2 separate regions of the Homo sapiens genome follow, and region 2 is linked to region 1. The links are chromatin loops, found by intact Hi-C in ENCODE. Cell type or tissue: ascending aorta. All regions are shown on one strand. Each heading gives the region's core, and the rest is flanking DNA. Links, peaks and the distances in the headings are about the cores only.

The links. Peaks named below come from ENCODE experiments on the same cell type or tissue, not always from the same donor. Only the 100,000 strongest peaks of a DNase experiment are listed, where the experiment ranks them.
Region 2: it touches region 1 in a loop (2.2-fold over the local background); 3 of 110 quality-filtered maps call a loop at or near these places.

Annotation. Positions count from the first base shown.
Region 1 is chr5:130,284,844-130,293,193 of GRCh38, forward strand. No RefSeq gene overlaps it. Among named protein-coding and RNA genes, the nearest start is that of CHSY3-AS1, 380 kb to the left of the region's middle. In ascending aorta, for the core only: no CTCF peak of the experiment used is centred there; a DNase peak (open chromatin) is centred at 4,428; H3K4me3 peaks cover 453 bases; H3K27ac peaks cover 1,415 bases.
Region 2 is chr5:130,333,584-130,341,933 of GRCh38, forward strand. LOC105379171 (a long non-coding RNA gene) reads left to right here and starts at 3,826. Exons shown (of 4, transcript XR_001742880.1): 1 at 3,826-4,499. In ascending aorta, for the core only: no CTCF peak of the experiment used is centred there; no DNase peak of the experiment used is centred there; H3K4me3 peaks cover 612 bases; H3K27ac peaks cover 1,016 bases.

The sequences.
Region 1 (8,350 bases), core at 181-8,180:
TAGATCATTACTGGAAAAGAGTTTGTGTTCCTTTTTTAATCAGATAGAAATTTTAATAAAAGTATTCAAAAAATGGAGTAACAAAAATGCAACCTTTATCAAATTGAATAATTGAAAACAAAGCTTGCAGATAGAAATTGAAATTTATATCTGCAAAAGCAGGGCAAAATAAATAAATTAAACAATGAGAATTCAAATAATGTATAGGTTGAATTTTGAAGTCCTCTACCTGTGCTTTGAAATATCTCCACTTATGAGAAAAATATTTGATTAAACTCCTATCTATAGCTGTATAAATTAATATTGTGTTCTTGAGTAGATTCAAATTTAGAAAACTTATGATTTTTTTAACATCCAAATTTAGCAAAGACATGGAATCAACCTAAGGGCCCATCAATGGTAGAGTGGATAAAGAAAATGTGGTACATATATACCATGGAATACTATGCAGCCATAAAAAAAGGATGAGATCATGTCTTCTGCAGGAATATGGAGGGAGCTGGAGGCCATATCCTCAGCAAACTAAGACTGGAACAGAAAACCAAATGCTGCACATTCTCACTTATAAGTGGGAGCTAAATGATGAGAACACATGGGCACAAAGAGGGGAACAAAAGACACTGGAGCCTACTTGAGGGTGGAGGGTGAGAGGAGAGAGAAGATCAAGAAAAATGAAACTACTGGCTACTAGACCTAGTACTCAAGTGACTAAATAATCTATACAACAAACCCCCATGACATGAGTTTACCCATATAACAAACCTGCCTTGTATCCCTGAACCTAATAACAGTTAAATAAATAAATTTGATGAGACATCTTAAAAATAAATATTTTGGTGAGTTTTTCTTATCTATAATTTCATAAAACTAATTTATCTGGCAACACAATGTTTCAAAAATTACATAAAATTATTTTAATGCCTCCTTTCATTCTCAAAACTGTCCTGGTACAGATGATAAATTTATGGTCACCCTATATATAATGTCGTGGGAGGTTGCCTGATTGCTTCCCCTAGTGTGATGCAGTGATATTCTTCAAGGCACTGGCTTAGATACTGGAAACAGAAAAGTAGTATTAAAACGATCTCTGCCTCCCAGAAGCTCACAGTGCAATGGAATGAAAAATATTTATTAATTAATGTTATGGGTTCCTGGTTGGAGACATACAAAAATCTCCAGAGAGAACTCCAGTGAGAATGGCTAGCATTGATATTGCAAATATTTTGGCAATTTGATTACTGAGTGGAATGTATAGCTTTTAGAAAATTGACCGTCCAGCAATATATTTCTGAAAGAATTTGTTCTGTGGTGTCAAAGAGAAATTGTACCAGAGTTAAACGGGCAAGGAAGACTTTATTCAAAACGATTACAGTGAAAGTCAAGACTATTGTAATAGGAGTGAGAGATCAAATTCAACTTCTACTGGGAAAAAATGCAGGAGAGTTTTTAAGCACTGGGGTGAGCTAGTGGAGAAGTACTACAGGATGTTGAGGGGGAGGTTGGTCCATGTGATTAGGCCATCTGCGTTTTCTAATTGCGCTTATCCAAGTTTGACTCCTACCCTCCCACCGAAACTGAGAGAGAGGGGCACTATCTTATTTTTGGAAAAGGGGCACCTTTTTCAAAGGGGTGGCTCCCAGGTCCTAGAGAAAGACATTCCTCGGGTGTAAAACTGGCAAGAGGCTGGGAGATGTACATCTCAAAAGGGAAATAGAAAGAATCTACAATTGCAAGTTTCCTAAATTAGATGCTCTCAGTAAATGGAGGTCAGGGGTTTATAGTCAGGAATAAATCTGTTTAAAGTTTAGTCAAGCTAAGGGGAATGTTAAGGCCATCTTGGTCAGTGGATTTCTGAGCATCCATGCATATTTGACTCCAAGTTAGAGGAATACAAGGAAAACTCACTTGCCTGGAATCTCTCCCTACTTCTTCTCCTGCTGGTGAAGTTTATTCTTGTCTGGCAGGTTATAATCCTGTTGGAGTGTATATGGCCACCTAAAGACTGATCATAGGTCTTTAAGATTCAGTTTGAATAAATAAATACTTTTAGTGTTGCTATATAGTCAGCTTGGGAATAGGCTCTTCTCCTTGGACAGACAGCTTCCAGGGTTCCTGTATAGGAAATATTTCACTTTTTCACACTTTAGAGCCAATAAAAATGTACTTTTCTGCAAAAATGATGACAATGACAGGATATAACATCTGCTTTATAAGAGACAGCTGCATACAGTAGCTCCACACTAAATTTAATCTAGTCCTTAATTCTTAGCTGTGTTCCTGAGGGAGCATGACTAAAACCATTGCGTTAGCTTGTTCCCAACGATGATGTCCAATAAAGATGCCAAAAATATTTTAGCATTATTTTTATCTTTGACATTTGAAAGCAAACCACACTTACTGGTAAAATTTTGTTTAACATCTTTACTAATTGCCTTCAGTATGTTAAAAATGTAACCCTTTTAACAGTCATCTTTCCTTTTTGAGGTATTTTGTGCTAATTTAAAATACTGAAAAGGAATAAAATGCACAAGAATAAAATGAGGCAATGTGGTATTCAAACCACTCTCCTTTCTTCTCTGGCTGTGTGAATTTGCTCAAGTTTCTTCATCTCTATGAAGTTCAGTTTTCTACCTGATAAAATTGAAATAATAAAAACATCTCCTCTGCATTCTTGTTTTGAAGGTTGAGGATTATGTATGATAAGTTCTTGAAACATAGTAAGTACCTAACAGTATGTTATTATAGATCTGAAAGCTTCATATATACAGTGTGGCTGTAAGAAGGGACTACTATTGTTTCAAAACTGTAAGGCAGTTTTGAATATACCCATGAGGTATTCTGAGCCCAGATGTGGTTAATTGTTTTTCTTATTCTCACTTTCTTGAAAGAAAATTTTTTTTGAAGATTATAGTACCAAACAGAGAGCTAGAGAACAAATGCACTGCTGGATAATTGATTTGGAGGTAACTTTCATTTATGAGTTGTGAGACCAGGCCCCTGGATTCTGGACTCCAAATTCGGTATTTTTTCAAGAGTATCCAAAGAGACAAGGTCCATTCTTTGATGCAGGACCAAGGTAGCACTAATCCTTGGCTAGTTTTTGGAAGGCAATCTCAAAGCTGGATGTGATACAAACAGAATAGGTATTGGGATAACTCCAGAAAAATTTAGTCTTTCATTAATTCTTGCATGCATGCATGCATTTATTCAAAAAATATTTGTTGAGTACCTCCTACCTAGCCAGCACTATAGCAGGTGTCAGGAATAGACAAAAATAATAATAGCTAATTCTTATTATGCCCTGCTGGTACTAGGAAAGAGTTTAAATACTTTATTGCTCTTTTACTCATTTACACCTCAATAACTCCCTGAAGTCTATATTGTCGCTTTCCCCATTTTATAGATAAGAAAATTGAGTGAAAGAGAAGTTAGAAAACATATATGGTAACATAACATCGTGAAGTCAGAACCCAGGCTTTTGAACACCACTTCATAGTGTCTCCTCTAAAATAATAGTGAGCTAAGCAGACATGGTACTTGACCTTGCCTAGTGAAGGAAAAGAAATTAATCAAATAATCACAATAAGTGTATGATTATAAACAATTATAATGGGGCACATCCAAGAGTAGGAACATTACATAGAGAGAACCTGATAAGTGTGAAGGCACAGGAAGAGCATGAGAAACTGAATAAAGGCCAGGGTGGCTGGGACACAGAGATTCACGGGGGAAAACAGTGCAAAGTACCACCAGAGAGGCAAAATGTTTAGATCCTGTATAAGCCTTAACTTTGGGGTCCAGAATACCTGTGTTCCAATCCCAGCTCTGCCACTTTTTTGCTCTGTATTTGCGGCAAAGGACTTAACATCTCCGAGCTTATGTCTTTATTTTTAAAATAAGGATAATAATAAGATCTACCTCACAAAGTTACTGAAGTCAACAGATGAGTTATTTTATGTCTGGCACTTAGCATAGTGCCTGGCACATTATAAAACTAAATAAAGATTAGTTATTATGATGATTATATGAAATTATAAAAATACTTTAAATTTTATAAATTATAAAATATACAATTTCAATTCACTTACTGAATCTGATTCTTTTCTTTAGCCTGAATTAATTCTCTAATTTATAGACTTAATATTTATAGAGCAGGATGTGAGCTAAACTGTTCTGCTTTCTTCAGCAGACCCTAGACGAGAAAAAAATTTTAAAAGATAGTTTAAAGTAACAAATGTGTTAGTTGTTATAATAACCCAACTCCATTACCTTACATATGCACAGACACATGCTCTGGCACAGGCATTTGTGTGTGTGTGTGTGAGTGTGTATGTGTGCACTGTAGTTCAGACAAGCTTTCCATATTCCAGTTGGATCAAGCCGGTAAATCTGACATAGTCCAGGTCCCCAGGTAATTCCCCAGAGTGCAATTATGTTGAAACCCCAAATCACTGGCACTACTGCATCACAGTTGTTAAAACAACCCCAGAAAAGCTACACAAATGAATGAATTTCCAAATTTAGCCTGAGTGATTGCTTAGAGCAGTGACTATCATTCTAAGGAATGCAGGGGGTTAGTGCAAGGTATTGCCGAAGTAGGTGGCGGATTTCCTCCTTACACAAAACTATGATAGTTAGTGGGTTTGTAAAAACTCAGCAGAAATAAAATTCTTCATTTATTTTGTTTCCACGAGTAGAAAACAGGAGAATTTCTCTTTTTCTCTTTGTGATCAAGAGGAAGGTAGCAGTGATACCAGAGTCATCTCACAAAATGCCAAGTGAGTGGAGCTGATCCATTGGCACAGGTGACAGAAGCCTGCTTCATTACCCCCAAGCAACAGGTTTTTGTCAGCGGAAGGAATAGTCAAAGAATTTTCTGTATAGGTTATCACCCTAATAAGCCCACTGTAAAAAACACCTTAGGAAGAATTTATTGATAGTCAGCACAACGCAAGTCTAAACAGAGGCTGCAAACTGAGTGGGTGTGGAAGAGGCTTGAGGAAATAGGCTATTCATAGAGAACAGGGAGGTGCTTGCAAACAGGGAAGTTGGAGATATTCCATAAAAAGATTTTTCCTAGGGCTGTGTCATTTTGAAAAAATTTAAGTGCCTCTTTAAGCAAAAGATTGTTGGTTCCCAATCCCTGCAATAAGCCATCTGGCCTTGGGTGAGGCTATTGCCATATGGATGGTCATTTTATCTGAGGAGCAACCAAGAGCACTATGAAAAAAAAAACATGTAATAATGATCTCTAATTGACTATATAGTCTAATTTTAAAAACTATGGCAAACTCAAAGACTTCAAAGTGCTACAGGGAAAATTTGCACATGGCTGATGCCTTATCTGCCTTCCTACTCTCTACATCTCAGTCTCAGCATGCAGCTGGTCACATCTGCTTGCATGGGTCTTTATGCTGCCAGTCAAGCTGTGTGGAGAACAGGCAGCATGACTGGGTACATGGCCGCAGGTGCATCAGTAACTCCTCTAGGTAGGAACAAATAAAGTTTATGTTTGGAACAACCAACTGGAAACTCAGGAAACCCTCTTTAGTAAACATTGTAAGAAAACTTGGCATAGTTCCAAAGACAGTGTACTGTCATTTACTTTGTTTAAGGAGAAAACTTATTTTCCCAATGTGTTTTCAAAAATTTCTGATCATTATGTTTAGCTATCCAAATAGTCTAAGAAGTCAAACAAATCAGTCCTTTGCTACAGTTACCATCAACGGGATACAAAGAAATGGATATTATTTTAATAGCCAATTGCTTTCCAAAGCTACTTGAGGAATAAATATGACTTAACAGAAAATATTTGATGTTTCACTAAATTAAAGATAATGGATATCCTTGTTTTTATAAAGGGATCTAAGTCTATTGAAGATTTGAGCTGCATTCTTTCTGAAATGTGTGCATACTGATTCATTCAATTTTGAAGTAATTTATCACTTTTACAAATTAAATGACTTTCCTCTGCTTCTCACACAATGAAGTTATGTGTGAAAATTAACTAGGCCAGGCGCGGTGGCTCACGCCTGTAATCCCAGCACTTTGGGAGGCCGAGGCGGGTGGATCACGAGTTCAGGAGATGGAGACCATCCTGGCTAACACGGTGAAACCCCGTGTCTACTAAAAATACAAAAAATTAGCCAGGCGTGGTGGGGGGCGCCTGTAGTCCCAGCTACTCGAGAGGCTGAGGCAGGAGAATGCATGAACCCGGGAGGCGGAGCTTGCAGTGAGACTAGATCACGCCACTGCACTCCAGCCTGGGCGACAGAGCAAGACTCCATCACAAAAAAAAAAAAAGAAAAAAGAAGAAAAAAAAAGAAAATTAACTAATGGGCTGGGCATGGTGGCTCACGCCTGTAATCCCAGCACTTTGGGAGGCCCAGGCAGGTGGATCACGAGGTCAGGAGATTGAGACCATCCTGGCTAATACAGTGAAACCCAATCTCTACTAAAAATACAAAAAATTAGCCGGGCATGGTGGCGGGCGCCTGTAGTCCCAGCTACTCGGGAGGCTGAGGCGGGAGAATGGCCTGAACCCGGGAGGCGGAGCTTGCAGTGAGCCGAGATCATGCCACCGCACTCCAGCCTGGGCGACAGAGCAAGATTCAGTCACCAAAAAAAAAAAAAAAAAATTAACTAATGATTCTGCAATTTAATGCTCTTTCTTGAAAGAACACTCTAGGGAGTTTTATTCTGATATGCTGCTAAAGTTTAGGATATGTTTATTAATTTACAACATCCATATAAATGATTTCTGAAATTAAGAAGGGAAATGCACTCTAATTTGCCAATGTGATTGGCTTTTGTAAAATTCTTTCCAAAAAGTCACTTGAATATCCTTGATATTATACAATGAAATATCTTTATAGACTCTTACCATAACTCAGTGTTCCTGATGATTTTGTCTGTGATTATTAAACATTTTACTATCACAGAAATAGAAAAAAAATTGAAATTCCTATGAAACCACAGAAAACCCCAGATATTAAAAAAAAAAAAACTTGAACAACAACAACAAAAAAACAAATTTGGAGACACTACCCCACCTGATCTCAAAATATATTACAAGGCTATAGTATTCAAAACAAGATACTGGCATAAAAACAGATATATAGATGAATGGAACAGGAAAGACAGCCCATAAATAAATCCATGCATTTACAGCCAATTGATCTTTAACAAAGGTGCCAAGAACACAAACTGAGAAAAGAACAGTCTTTTCAATAAATGAGATTGGGAAAATTGGAAATCCATGTGCAGAAGAATGAAATTAGACCCTTATCTCACACCATACACAAAAACCAACTAAAAATGGATTAAAGACTTAAACATAAGACCTGAACATGTAAAACTACTAGGAGAAAAACAGGAAAAAAATACTTTTTGAAATTTAGTCTAAGCAAAGATTTTTTGAATATGATCCCAAAAGCATAAGTGACAAAAGCAAAAATAGACAAATGGGATTGCAACAAACTTTAAAAAGCTTTTGCACAGCAAAGAAAACAATAGAGGGAAAAGAAAACCTACAGAATGGAAGAAAACATACAGAATGAAAAAATATTAACCACTGATAAGGGGTTAATATCCAAAATATATAAGAGACTTGCTATGGCTTTGATGTTTGTCCTCTAAACCTCATGTTGACATTTAATTCCCAGTGTTGGAGGTGGGGCCTAATGGGAGGTGTTTAGGTCATGAGGTGAATTCCTCATGAACAGATTAATGTCCTCCCATGGGGGTGAGTGAGTTCTCATTCTTTTGCTCCTGAGAGATCTGGCTGTTAGAAAGATCCTGGAACCTTTTCCCTTTCTCTCTCTCCTGCACCTCTGCCCAAACACTCCCCTGTGCCTTCCACTGTAAGTGCAAGTGGCCTAAGATCCACACTAGATGCAGATGTCCAATCTTGAACTTTCTGGCCATCAGAATAGTAAGCCAAATAAACTTTTTTTTCATAAATTACTCAGCCCCAGGTGTTCCTTGATAGCACACAAAATGGACAAGACCAAACTCAAATAACTCAACAGCAAGACAAAAAATTACTCAATCTAAAAAGTGGGCAAAGAACCAAAAACAGATATTTGTCAAAAGAAGACACACAAATGGCTAACAGGTGTATGAAAAAAAAAAGTTCAACGTCACCAAGTATAAGGAAAATGCAAATTAAAAACACAGTGATATCACCTCACACCTGTTATGATGGCTGTTATCAAAAAGATGGAAGATAATAAGTATTGCCAAGGATGTGTAGAAAAGATAACACTCACATACTGTTGGTGGGAAGGTAAAACTAAAAACAGAACTACCATATGATCCAGAAATCCCACTACTGGGGATTTATAAAATA
Region 2 (8,350 bases), core at 272-8,271, 49 kb after region 1:
ACAAATATTGTCAGTTCTTTCTTATATTACATCATAAATCAGTAGAATTCAGATTTATATTCCAATAGGGATTACAATAAAATTTGACAAGACGAACCTAAAACTTAAAATTAAAAAAAAATGTGAAAATCACCAGAACAAATTTTACTTCATTAAAAAATTAATAGCATTATTGAAATATAATTGACATACAGTAAAGTGCATATATTTAAGTGCATACATTTTGATAAATTTTGACCCTACAGTTAAGACAGTGAACACATACATCATTCCTAGAAGTTTCTTTGCATCCTTTGTAATCCTTCCCTTCCGACTCTCCCTACCACTGGATGGGTATAGATAGATTTGTAAATTAATGTTTTTTGTCTTTCATTATTTTAAAGATGTTGCTCCACTATCTGCAGGTTCTTGTTGTTTTGGATAAGAAATCTGATGCCATCCTCATCTTTATTTCTTTACGTTATATAATGTCTGTTTTTCTCTGCTTTTAAAATGTTGTCTTTATCACTAGCTTTAGGCCATATGATTATGATATGCTTGGTGAAGATTTAAAATTATGCGTCTTTCGACCTTTGGGTTTGTTGAACTTTTTCATACTGTGCACTATAGGGTTTTTTTTTTCTGTTTTTAAAATCAAATTTGTAAGATATTTTAGTCACAACCTCTTTAGCTTTTTTTTTCTGTACCATTTCTCTCCTTTCCTCCTGGGATACTAATCACACATAAGGTAGGCTGCTTGAAGTTGTCACGCTGTTCCCTTATCTTCTCTTCATTATTATTTTTTAGGGTTTTGCTGTTTCATATTCTATAGTTTCTATTTCTATGTGTTCCAGTTTATTGATTATTTCTCCTGCAATATCCAATCAGCCATCAAATCCTTCCAGAGTATTTTTTATTTCTGTACGAATTTTCAGTTTTGGAATTTTGATTTGGAGTATTTTTTAACCTTCTATGTTTCTACTTAACATGCTCAATCTTTCCTCTAGCTTTTCAGTCATGTGAAACACAGCTATAATAAGTATTTTAATGCCTATTAATAATAATGTGTGTGTTAATTCTAGTTTGCTGCTGATTGGTTGCTTTTCCGCCTAATTTGGGGTTGGATTTTCCTGCTTTTTATATGGTTTTTCTATAGAATGCCAGCCATTGTTGATTTTATCTTCTTAGGTGCTGGGGATTTTTTCATTGCGATAAATACGAATGACCTTTGTTCTGAGATGCAGTTAAGTTATTTAGGAAGAGTTCTTATTCCTGAGATTTATTAGGTAGTATCACAGCAGTATGTATACTAGAGTAATTAGAGGTGTCTTAGGTTCCTTGGATTTCCAGCTTTATCATCTCAAATCAGGAAGTCTACCAGGCTGTGTCTGGGTCTTTTCTTCCTGCTCCACTGGCTGGAATACTGAAGGCAGTAAGCTGTGGCAACTGCAGAGCTAAGCTTGTTTATTTCCTATTTTTCAGTGATCATTGTCCTTTTTTCCTGATATCCAATATCTTGAAAACTATAGTTTCATATATTTTACCCTGATTTTCATTGTTTCTGCTAGCAGGGTAAACCTGGTCCTTTTTGTTCTGTCTCAGTTGAAAGTATAAATAAACCAAGATGATTTGGAGCAAAAGATGTGAGAAAATTTGCTCTATAAGAAAATACAGTCATGTATCACTTAATTACAGGGATTCATTCTGAGAGCAGTAGGTTAGCTTACACCAGCGTCATCACAAACACATGAGTAATGCATTGCACTATAGTGTTAGGATGGCCATGATATCACTGGGTGAGAGGAATTTTTTTCAGTTCCATTATAATCTTATGGGACCACTCTCAAACAGACAATTCATTGTTGACCAAAACAATGGTATGCAGTCAGTGCATGACTAATTAAAATACTGGTTATTTGGTGTGAAATTAAACAAATTCTATTGGAAAGAAAATGACCTGTATTTGTATGGAAAATTAGCACTGAGTTATTGTAACTTTTTGACTTAGTTAAGAACCTATAGACTACTTAAAAATGGTATTGGAAACATTGACAAGTATTTGGCAAAACTAGAATTATATACCTTCTTCACTTCAATCACAAACATACAATTCTAATTGGATTAAAGATCTAAAATAGAATATACAAAATCATAAAATTTGTAAAAGAAAATAATTTCAGAACTGTGAGTTATTGAAGCTTTCTATAAACTAAAATTATAAGCCATAAAGCTAGATTAACAAATTTCACTATGTTAAAATTAAAAATGTCTCTGCCATCAAAAAAACTTCACCATTAACAATGTTAAAAGATAAACGACAGATGAGAACAAGTGCACATAAAACAGCCATTGGATTAATATTAAAATACGTAAAGGTTTACCAAATAATAAAAATAATAGGCCAATGGAAAACAGAGCAGAAAATATAAACAACTGTAGCATTTAACAACAGAAAATACATATAACCAAGGACATATGAAGTAGAGTCAAGCATTTTAAAAATACACATTGGTGGCCGGGCGCAGTGGCTCATACCTGTAATTTCAGCACTTTGGGAGGCTGAGGCAGTCGGATCATGAGGTCAGGAGATAGAGACTATCCTGACCAACATGGTGAAACCCTATCTCTACTAAAAATACAAAAATTAGCTGGGCGTGGTGGCGTGTGCCTGTAATCTCAGCTACTTGGGAGGCTGAGGCAGGAGAATCACTTGAACCAGGGAGTTGGAGGTTGCAGTGAGCCAAGATCGCGCCACTGCACTCCAGCCTGACAACAAAGTGAGACTCCATCTCAAAAAATAAAAAAAAAAGAAAGAAAGGAAGAAAGAAAGAAAGAAAGAAAAAGAACGAAAAGAAAGAAAAAATTGGCAAAAATTAGTTTGTTAATATCAAATGTAAAGCTATGGGAAATAAGTAGCCCCCCCCAAATTTAAACATTACATGTCTAATGACCAGTTTTATTTCTTATTATTATACACTCAGATTTAATACCACGGTTAAGAACAAGAGGAATAAACAGAGATTTTCATGGCAATATTGTTTATTATAAAAAATTTGAAAACAAATTATATTTCCATCATTGGGAAAATAACTAAACTACAAATAAATTGCATGCATAGTATAGCATACACTATATAAGGTTAAAAAGTGACACAGAAAAGTCTCCAAAGGGATTATGATGGTGAGAGAAGGCAGTAGGAAGCAATTATCATAATAAAGCATTTAGCATGATGAAGTATCCATCAGAAACACAAACACACACAGCAACACTGTACACTTCTCTAAATAGTTGCTTGTATGAGTACATGTGTATTTAACACATTAAAAAGCCTAAAAATATACCTGTTAAATGATAATCTGGGATAAAAAGAGGTATTACATGTAGTAGTCAAAAAGCATTTAACCTTAACCTATAATATTTCATTTTTTATCAGTGACAATGCATTCTACATTGCTTGTGTAATTCTATAAATATTACTATACAAACCAGTGCTAAAATGAATTATAATATGGGAATAAGCATGCATATGGGGTCTGTATATGCATGCTAGGAGGCCACTTAGTGGAATGTAGTGGGTGCCTCTTATTTTTGTACACAGCATCCCTTTCTCCTTTTCCAGTTAATAGGACAATTAAATTCCTTTTTATAGTTTTATTTTGCATAAACTAATTCAAATTGGGTTTGTGTCATTTGTAACTGAACAAGTCCTTATTTTCTAACACATTTTCCGTTTTGTTGTCATTGTGTTTTAAAAATGTAAAAACAGCACATTACTATGCAACTTCCAGTTTATCTTGAAGAAATGAGTCACCACCCAAGTATGGAGCATGAGCTTTATCTCACGGGATTGGAAAGGCAGACTGGGAAAGGAATGACACTTTGGAAATTTACTTTGAGAAATGTCTGTATTATTAAACAGAATAAGGTTTTCATTTCTGTATTCTTTCAGCAAAGCTACTAATCTGAGCAACGTGGAATTAAAATTGTAGACTAATAAAAGGTAAGATATATAAGAGTAAAGTATATAAGATTCTAACAATAGAGATTTTGATAATGGGTAGTTGCTTCTTATTTCCCTTCTGTCAACAGCCACGCCTCGAGAGCCCAGCTCCGGGACCCTGGCACCAGGGGAAGCTCCCATGACAGATTACTGTGGTCTCTTGCATGCTGCTATAGATTGCAATACTGAGACCATGATAACCTGCCACTCCCCAAAATATTCTTGTCTTGCCTACTTGCTCAAATATTGGAGGATCTGAAGAAATTACGAAGAAGTTTTGATCCTTAGTAATCAGTGAGGATTGTCCAGAAAAATAGAACCAATAGGATGTGCGTATATATATGTAAATGAAAGAGATTTATTTTAAAGAATTGGCTTATGAGATTTTCCAGACTTGGTGTGTCCAAATTCTGATGAGGAAGCCTGGAAGGCTGAAGACTTAGGAAAGAGTTGCAATTTGTGTCCAAAGGCAGTCTGCTGGTGAGCCAGGAAGAACTGATGTTGCAGATGAAATCTAAAGGTAGGTACTCTGTTGTCAGAATTTCCTCTTGCTTGCAGGAGGTCAGGCTTTTGTCTACACGGGCCTGCAACTGATTGAATGGGGCTTGCCCACATTGTAGGGGATACTCTACTCAAAGTTCACCAGTTTAAAGGTAGATCTCATTGAAAACACCTGCACAGAAACAATCATAATGTACAACCACATATCTGGGCACTGTGGCACAGCTGTGTTGACACATAAAATTAACCATCACACTTAGTCTAACATCTTTCAAGCATTTCCAAATCGGTTTTAATTTACTGGTGGACCTATGACTTATATTGAAAATTTTAAATGAAAATAATAAAATTCTTTTGAAAAATAAAGATAATATAGTTATGTACATTAAAACAAAAACTTTATATGACTACCTGATTATGAAAAATGGTATTAATTAAATAATTATTTTTGGTACATATTTGGAATTTTAATCTTTCTTGGCCATATCTCTAATATTATGTCACTGGAGTTCTTTAGCAAAAAAATATATTTTTAGTATGGTCCTACTTTTTCTTTTTCTTGTAACATTCGTTCAGTATTTTTAAAGTTGTATGTCATGGCAAATCAATTTCTGATAATCTCAGAGCAAATTCTACAAACTGGAAAACACAGTCAATTGTAATTCTTTTCATAAAGAAATACATAAATATTTTAACAGAAGTATTGTCATAAGTATAATATTTTTGTCTCCATGTAGACTACCATGTTGACAAATATTTTTAGAAGACATCAAATAATTTGCCACCATTTATGATTGTGTTTAATATTTTGTCAGATGTAAATGCTGCAAGTACGTAGGGCTTCTGAATGTTATTTCATTCAAGTGGAGGATATAAACATATCCAATACAAATAGAAGTTCCAATTTTTTCATAAGTCAAGATATTCCAAGATGCAATTAAATCTCAAATTTTAATTTCATATGCTCTTTGAGCTCTTGTTTAATTTGATTGGTTCCCGTGTGGCTTTTTAAAGTAAAATTTTGTTGTATGGCATACATACTGAAAAGTGAACAAGTCATAAATTATACAGGTTGGTGAAATTTCACTAAGTGATCAACACCAGTGTAACTACCATGTAGATCAAATCAAGAAATAGATTATTATCAGGTTCCCAGAAAGTTCATCCTCATATCTCCTTCACATCAGTGACTATTGCCTAATGCAGTGACTATTTGCATTCATAGTTGTTGGGGGGTTTTTCAGCTCAGAAAAATAATTATTGCCCATTATCCATATTATTAGGATATTATAATAGTGAAGTAGTTCAGTGTGTATGTGTGTGTGTGTGTGTGTGTGTGTGTGTAAAAGAGAGACAGATAAAAGACAGAGAGATATAGTACCTTCAATTTCTTTTGGATTATGTGTTGCTACGTCATTCATTACATGTTGCTATGTCATTCACAGAAACATCAGGAGTAGACAAGACTGCCTGTTACTGTGTAGCACTCGATCCATTTCTGTTTTGATTTGGAGATGATAAATTAAGGAAACTCTTCTTGGTATGTTCATTTGTGAGGATGGTCAGTGTAAGAATTAGATGCCAGTGTATGTGTAGATCCTTCATACAAAGCCTAGAACAACCATTTGGAAAATTCAGTGCCAATTTCTTGCAGAATAATGTAGTGAAGTGGGTTCCCTGGGTGCCTGGCTGTAGGATGGCAGGTGCCTGGAAATGTAACCAAGAGAACAAAGGGAGAGGCAGGAGGTAAAGGTACTGGGTTGGGAAAACCAATAAATTATACCGTTTTTTAATTCCCGTCCTGAATTTAAAACCAATTAAGAAATAAAACATGGAAAAGACACTGATGAGGACCAAATATTGGTTTTAATAATGATAAAGCTAATTGGAGAATTTGGCTTTAGTTTTCATAACAAAGGACCTGCTAAAACTCAACCCAGGGAAACTTTGGGTCTGATAAGCAAATATACTGATCTGGGATGATGACCTTAAATGGGTGGAGAAGAAATAAAAGAAGATTAATCCCCAGTGCTTATAGATGTTTAATAGATGAGGCTTGTTAATTTACAAACATGGTTCAGTGGTGTCAGATCCTTGCCAACCAACAACAAATACTACACTTTCTATATGGAGAGGAATAGGAAAGGGATGAAGAAAGAGGCCTGAACATCACTCTGCAAGAGAAAACAAAACCAGATAAATGAAGGTTCCTTCCTAATGTTAGTCATCACATATAACCTTTTTACAGAGACTAAATGTATATCTAAATGCTGCCTTGTGTTATGATCAAGATAAGTTTAATGTAATGGTTAAAAACTATGGTAATCACATATGTCTGTATATAGAGAAATTTAATCATCCTCAAAATATAAAAATGAATTATTTGGACAAATTAGTCAATACTTTGGTTGGTGGTCTATATGTTATATTGAAGTATAAATTATTCCAGCCTTTCAAATATATAGATAAATTTTGATTAGTAATGTGATGCCAGAATTCCAGGGATTGTCCATTTCACCCATTGATAATGCTAAGCAACTCTAAGGGACTATGCAGAAACTAAAAAGGCAGGAAAAAGTCATTCGAACAACAAAAGTCATTCGAGCAAGAAAACATGACCTTTATTCCAGAGTAGAATTTAGTATACATTATTAAAAGGTTGATATGCGAGCAACTGTGAAAGAAACTAGTGATTATTAAAGCCAGCATGTCCTCATTAAACAAGTTATGTCACAATAACTACATTTTTTTATAACAAGGTTGTAAGATTAGTAGGCTATGGAAGTTCTAAGAAAAAAATAGAAATAATAAGTGCAAGGGTAACAACAGTGGCAGTAATGTTTACTTTAATCTATTAAGTCTAAGAGTTAATAGACTTAATTGATAGACTTAAAACAACTGGAATGCTGCCTGATACATGGTAAGAGCTTAAAAACAAACTATTTTTATGATTGTCATTATTTTTTAAGAAACTTTAGTTGGGTTAAAATATAACACGTATTATTCATAAAAGATTTTGGAAACGTGTTAAATATTGTCTAAATTGATAAGTTGGAACAGATCGGAACAGATTTTATTGTATATAGGTGAATTTGCAACTGGGTCATAATATTGAAAGAATTTAAGATAAAGAAATAAATTCAGTGGCATAATAAAGGTCTACAATTTAGACTCTTCTCACTGAGCATTTTCATTAATGACTTCAGGAAGGCAAAGTTATTAGATAGAAGATAAAATAAAGCTGAAGGGTAGCAAATCAGGAATCCAAGAACTGTTTCTTTCTAGAAAAACAGGCTGAATGGAATAAAATTAATTATAATAGTGAAAATTGAAGAACAGCACACTTAAGTAAAACAAAAACCCAAAAAAGAACTGTCCATGTGCATTAAGCATCAGTATTACTTAGCATCAGTATTAGTGGGGAGAAAATATTTGTCGAAAAGCAAGCTTATTATGAGTCAAAAACTGTAAAATAAATCTTCAATAAAATAAAGCAATTCTGAGCTTCACTAAATTCTAATTTGTTCTATGTGTCAGAGGTATTGAATAAACATCAATTGATAGAAGATGGGGGAAACCATTTTCACTCAAGCTCTAAACTCACCCTGCCCGTTTATTGACCAGGCTGGAGTGCAGTGTCATAACAGCTTTGAATTCCTGGGCTCAAGTGATCCGCCCACCTCAGCCTCCCCAGAATCTAGAACTACAGGCGTATGCCACTAAGCCTGGCTAACTTTTTTTTTTTTTTTTGCTAGTGACAAGGGTATTGTTATGTTGCTCAGGCTTATCTTAAACTCCTGGCCTCAAGTGATCCTCCTGCCTCAACTTCCTAAATAGTTGGGACTAGTGGCATGCGCCATTGCACCCAGT